Regions from separate parts of the Homo sapiens genome. Here region 2 is linked to region 1. Evidence: chromatin loops called from intact Hi-C (ENCODE). Cell type or tissue: HCT116. All regions are shown on one strand. Links, peaks and the distances in the headings refer to the core of each region. The heading gives the core; the rest is flanking DNA. Region 1 overlaps LOC124901432 (a long non-coding RNA gene). Region 2 overlaps LOC102723831 (a long non-coding RNA gene).

The links. Hi-C counts contacts between places; a loop is a spot of excess contacts. Peaks named below come from ENCODE experiments on the same cell type or tissue, not always from the same donor. Only the 100,000 strongest peaks of a DNase experiment are listed, where the experiment ranks them.
Region 2: it touches region 1 in a loop (2.7-fold over the local background); 4 of 110 quality-filtered maps call a loop at or near these places.

What each region holds. Positions count from the first base shown.
Region 1 is chr6:151,125,099-151,128,014 of GRCh38, reverse strand. All of the region lies in intron 3 of LOC124901432 (a long non-coding RNA gene), which reads left to right. Among named protein-coding and RNA genes, the nearest start is that of MIR12131, 24 kb to the right of the region's middle. In HCT116, for the core only: no CTCF peak of the experiment used is centred there; DNase peaks (open chromatin) are centred at 700, 1,784, 2,054 and 2,274; H3K4me3 peaks cover 1,199 bases; H3K27ac peaks cover 2,500 bases.
Region 2 is chr6:151,207,237-151,210,152 of GRCh38, reverse strand. All of the region lies in intron 1 of LOC102723831 (a long non-coding RNA gene), which reads left to right. Among named protein-coding and RNA genes, the nearest start is that of AKAP12, 31 kb to the left of the region's middle. RefSeq lists an enhancer at 1,578-2,077. In HCT116, for the core only: no CTCF peak of the experiment used is centred there; DNase peaks (open chromatin) are centred at 632 and 1,732; H3K4me3 peaks cover 1,820 bases; H3K27ac peaks cover 1,568 bases.

The DNA of each region.
Region 1 (2,916 bases), core at 330-2,829:
AGTTCCTCATCTCCTTCTGAGACCACCTCAGCCTGGACTTCATTGTTCATATCACTATCAGCATTTTGATCAAAACCATTCAACAAGTCTCTAGGAAGCAATAAACTTTCCCACATCTTCCTTCTTCTTCTGAGCCCTCCAAACTATTCCACCCTCTGCCTGTTACCCAGTTCCAAAGTTGCTTCCACATTTTCAAGTATCTTTATACAGTACCCTATGCCTGGTACCAATTTACTGTATTAGTTCATTTTCACACTGCTATCAAGAAATGCCTGAGACTGGGTAATTTATAAAGAAGAGAGATTTAATTGACTCAGTTTGGCATGGCTGGGGACACCTCAGGAAACTTACAATCATGGCAGAAGGGGAAGCAGGCACATCTTACATGGCAGCAAGCGAGAGAGAGGAGCAAGCAGGGGAAATGCCAGATGGTTATAAAACTATTAGATTTCATGAGAACTCACCCAGTCTGATGAGAACAGCATGAGGAAACTGCCCCCATGATCCACTCACCTCCCACCAGGTCCTTTCCTCAACATATGGGGATTAAGGGGATTGCAATTCAGGATGAGATTTGGGTGGGGACACAGCCAAACCATATCAGCATACCTAGGTTACTAGCTCATATCCGGAGCCAGCGATGGCGTTTGTCCCACCAGAATCACTCAAGCGTAGAGTGATGAGGTTCCCCAAAGGAAAACTAAGGTGTCATTTCTAGACAAAGAGGATTCAATGCTAGGAAGGCAAAAGCAGTATATCTATTCCACAGTAGGATGTGAGTCATCAGTACACAGGAGGTAGTAAGAAGGCTAGGAGCAGTGGCTGACACCTGTAATCCCAGCATTTTGGGAGGCCAAGGCAGGTGGATTGCTTGAGTCCAGGAATTCAAGACCAGCGTGGGCAACATGGCAAGGCCTTGTCTCTACAAAAACAATACAAAAATCAGCTGGGCATGGTGGCGTACACCTGTAGTCCCAGCTACTCAGGAGGCTGAGGTGGGAGGATTGCTTGAGCCCAGGGAGGTCAAGGCTGCAGTGAGTCGTGATCATGCCACTGCACTCTGGCCTGGGTGACAAAGTGAGACCCTGTCTCAAAAAAACAAAAGAAAAGAAAAATGATAACAACAAAAAAACCCAGAAAGAAGTAACAAAAGCACTACTGTTTCATCTCTGTATTTTTACTTTCTGGTAGTTGAAAGAGAAGAAATTGTTGGCCAAAATAATATACATACATATATCCTTAGATCTATATCTATGTCTATCTATAACTATATCTATAGTCATATAGTCATTTGTATTAGAAGATACAGCTCCTGAACTTTATTGCTCTTTAGATACTGATCCATATGAGATTCAGAAGAGACCAGGTAATGCATTTCAGGTTTATTTGTGATGAATATATAGCACCGAGCTTCAGGAACTGATTTGCTTCTCATGCGCATTGGTACTAGTCTGACTGTCATCACTCTGTGACATCGGTCCTCTCTGAAGGACCAAGAGCTCCCCTTCTCTCCTCATTGCTTTAGGCCTGACCTTTACTGAGATCCCCCTCCTAATAGTCTGTAGTCTACGACAGATTGGCAAAGTAAACTTTGGCCATTTCTATGTTTGTTTTTTTCTGCACTGGCAAGAAACAGTCACTGAACATTGATTTATTGAGTATAATTTGTCTGTGTTTTAAAAGTTTAGAAATGTGTTCTTTGGACTACACACTTGGCCTAAAACACCCAGTGGATTACCACACATATACCCCCACCACTTGCCCTACGTCACCAATGGTAGGGTGGCCACATCCACTGTTTACAAGGATCTATTGTTTAGGACTGAGTCATTAGCACAATCCTGTCTTCCTAGGCTTATTAGAGAAATCGAAGACAGGATATTTGAATTGAAAGGTACCTACAAATCCATCTTCTTTGCCACTGATTGATTGAATCCCTTTCATACTGTTTCTTGAGGATGGTCAATCAGTCTTGCTTAAGAACTTCCCCCAGGAGGAAAATCACTATTTACAGATTCCCCAGCCCCTTGCATTGCTAACAGTTTGTATCATGAGAAAGTTCTCGCCCATAGAGTTGCTCTCTCGTTAATAGTCACCTCTTCTTAAAGCAACAAGGCCAGTTTTGAGGAATCTCTTTGTGCCCCTTTTCAGTAGTAGATCAGGGTTTGCACTTCAAAGGATATCGTGGGTGTCTTTTTATGAGTCAAAGGCTTATCATCTTTATTGCAGATCAGTAACAAGGCAGGTTTCTGGAATGTGTATATGGTTTCCGTATAAACAGTCCCCAAACTCATGTATCAACCTGACAAAGTCTAGACTCAAGAGTTTGTTTCAGGAAGAAAAAAAAGAGCCAGCCATGATAGAAAGAATCGCAAGCCTATAAATTGTGCTGAAGTGTGTTTATATAACTAGATTAGAGTTTAAATAAAGCAATTCAACGGTAAACTAAACTACAAGTCCTAGTGGTAAAAGCAACCTCTGAAGAGTCAGTGGAACAGACAGGTTACACTTGTTTTGATTGTGCACACAAGGGAATACTGATTTCCAAACGGATGGCTAGCACCTCAGGACACTGCTTCCAGAGGGCAGTTTTCATCATTGTCATTCTCATTTTGAGAAACTGAAGTTCAAAGAGATGGGTGACTGCCCTAAGTCAGACAGAGCCCTTATTTCAAGGGCCAGGGATACCTATGACCCCTCTGACCTAATCCAGGTGACAATTTACAGCTGATTCATATGACCCTGGTGACTCAAGCCAGTACCCCAAAGCTATTTCCCATTTAATGAGACAAAAATCTCACCTGAGAGTGCCATACTAGCTGTGAATTTTCATCAGATTCTTAGAGATGCCTGCGACTTTCTGCCTTCTCCTCCCATCAATATTTAGAACTCTTGAATCATAGTTCAACTATCAAT
Region 2 (2,916 bases), core at 283-2,782, 82 kb before region 1:
TAGCTGGGACTACAGGTGTACACCACCATGCCCAGCTAATTTTTGTATTTTTAGTAGAGATGGGTTTTCATCATGTTGGCCAAGCTGGTCTCGAACTCCTGACCTCAAGTGATCTGCCTGCCTTGGCCTCCCAAAGTGCTAGGATTACAGGTGTGAGCCACCTCACCCAGCCTACAGTACTTATATTCTTACACGGCTCATATCTGTAGCTGATTTCCAATGGGAGAAACCGAGGGACTGTTGATATAAAGCTGCACATGAAAACAAGAGGTACCATTATCTCATGAACAGCTTCCAACTGTGCAGAGTCCAGGCATTCTCACCTGATCCTCCAGAAACACTACCCCTGGTCTGCAGGCTGATTTGCTGCTGACACAGAGAGGCACCCAGCAGAAGCAAGGACTCACGTCTACAGAGAACACTTAATCACATTGTCGGGGCTAGCTGGGCTCCTTGGGAAATGGAGGGTGCAGTGGGCGCCAGGGCAGGGGAAAAGCTTATCGAGAACAAGAGCAGGATGCAGGGAACGAGCAGAAAATAAACCTGAACTCTGTCTCGATTACAATTAAGTGTTTGCCACCGGAAAGCAATTTAAACAGACAGCAGCCACCTCAGCTGCTAGTGCCTGTGGGCTCGTATGACCAATCCCGGCCGTGTAGCTATTCTTAGTCACAGTTTCTCCCGACTCAATCTGCAGTAGAAGTGAAGAGACTCTTCTACCTGTAATACAGAGCTGTCCTTCCTCCCTTTATCCTTGATTTTTACCCTTTGTTCTGCAGTCTCTGTTAGTGTGTGTTCTGGACATAATAAAATATGGCTAGTTAATTCAAGCAAAAGCTTGCAGTGACTTGGCAAAGCATTATCAAGATGAATGGGAGGACAGGCAGAGGATAAAATGAGGTTGAAACTGGCTTGCCTTGTATTCAAAAATCCTAACTCCTCTTTTTACTGATTATCTTAGCTATGCATTTTTTTGTAAAGCCTCTTGAATTCAAACTGGATAAAGCTTTCTTTCTTTCAAATGTGCTTAATAACTAGGACCTGCATCTGACATTCACTGTGTCATTGCAGTGACTATAAATGCTTCCTTTAAGTCTGTGTAATTTCTAAATCAAATGTTCAGAAACCAACAGAAATGTTTATTCTTGGATAAATTAACTATGATTCAACAACTTTGTGCTCTAATTTATGGAAGAGATTCTCTCTCCATCAGTGACTTTGGCTGGGTTGTGTTAGAGATGAGCAATGCGCATCAGTGAGGCTTGCCTGGATCTTCCTTGTCAGGTTGGGTATGTCTCATAAAATTAGTTGAAAGGGCTGGGCATGGTGGCCCATGCCTGTAATCCCAGCACTTTGGGAGGCCCAGGTGGGTGGATCACTTGAGGTCAGGAGTTTGAGACCAGCCTAGACAACATGGCAAAACCCTGTCTCTACAAAAAATACAAAAATTAGCGGGGCATGGTGACATGCGTCTATAGTCCCAGCTACTGGGAAGGCTGAGGCAGGAGAATGACTTGAACCCAGAGGCGGAGGTTGCAGTGAGCCGGGATCACGCCACTGCACTCCAGTCTGGGTGACAGAGCAAGACTTTGTCTCAAAACAAAAAACAAACAAAAAAAGATTAATTGAAACGTAAAGAGAGAAATTGCAAGTGACAGGAGCACCTGAGTCACAGGGGTGGCACATATACAATGGGTGTGGACTTTGTGAAGGGAAGGATGAGAGTGTGTCATACTGTGGCCAAGATCACAGCCTTTACTGCCAGACAGATCCGACTCTACTGCTGTGTGACCTTGGATGGATTGCTTAATGTCTCTACACTTTCATTTCTGTTTTATCATGTGTGAAGTGGGGATATAAAAGACAATCTAGGCCGGGCGCGGTGGCTCATGCCTGTAATCCCAGCACTTTGGAAGTCTGAGGCAGATGGGTCAGGAGTTCAGGAGTTCGAGACCAGCCTGGCCAATATGACAAAACCCCGTCTCTACTAAAAATACAAAAAAATTAGCCAGGCATGGTGGCAGGCGTCTGTGGTTCCAGCTACTTGAAAGGCTGAGGCAGGAGGATTGCTTGAACCTGGGAGGTGGAGGTTGCAGGGAGCCGAGATCACACCACTGCACTCCAGCCTGGGTGACAGAGCGAGGCTCCATCTCAAAAAAAAAAAAAAAAGCCAATGTACAAAAGATTGTTGAAAGGATTCCATGAGATAAAAGATGCAAGGCATTAAGCCCAGGAGAGAAACATTAGCTGTTGCCATTTTTTTTCTTTTCCTTCAAGAGTATGCTAATTTATTTTGTTACTGTTCTAATCCTAGCTCTACCTTATGACTGTGGAAGCTTGGGCAGGACTGCTGAAACCTGGTTCTTCCTTTCTAAAATGGGGCTGTTAACATCTTCTTGATGGGATTACTGTGAGAATGAACAGACAGAATGATGTGTGTGAAGAATGCCTGACACAGACAGTGCCTGGCAGAGTGCATGCAGTCAATCAATTTCAGGGCCCCCTTCTCACTCCTGACCCCTTCATGGAGAGACCACAGGCCGAAATCATAGACGCTCTGGATGTGAGGTACTATGATGAAAGCCAAAAATCAGGGCATGGTGGCTCACGCCTGTAATCCCAACACTTTGAGAGACCAAGGCGAGCAGATCATCTGAGGTCAGGAGTTCAAGACCAGCCTGCCCAACATGGCAAAACCCCACCTCTACTAAAAAAAATACAAAAAATTAGCCAGGCGTGGTGGCAGGCACCTGTAATCCCAGCTACTTGGGCGGCTGAGGCAGGAGAATCACTTGAACCTGGGAGGCAGAGGTTGCAATGAGCTGAGATCGCACCACTGCCCTCCAGCCTGGGCCACAAGAGTGAAACTCCAAAAAAAAAAAAAAAAAGCCAAAAAACAAAAAACAACTCCCCCGA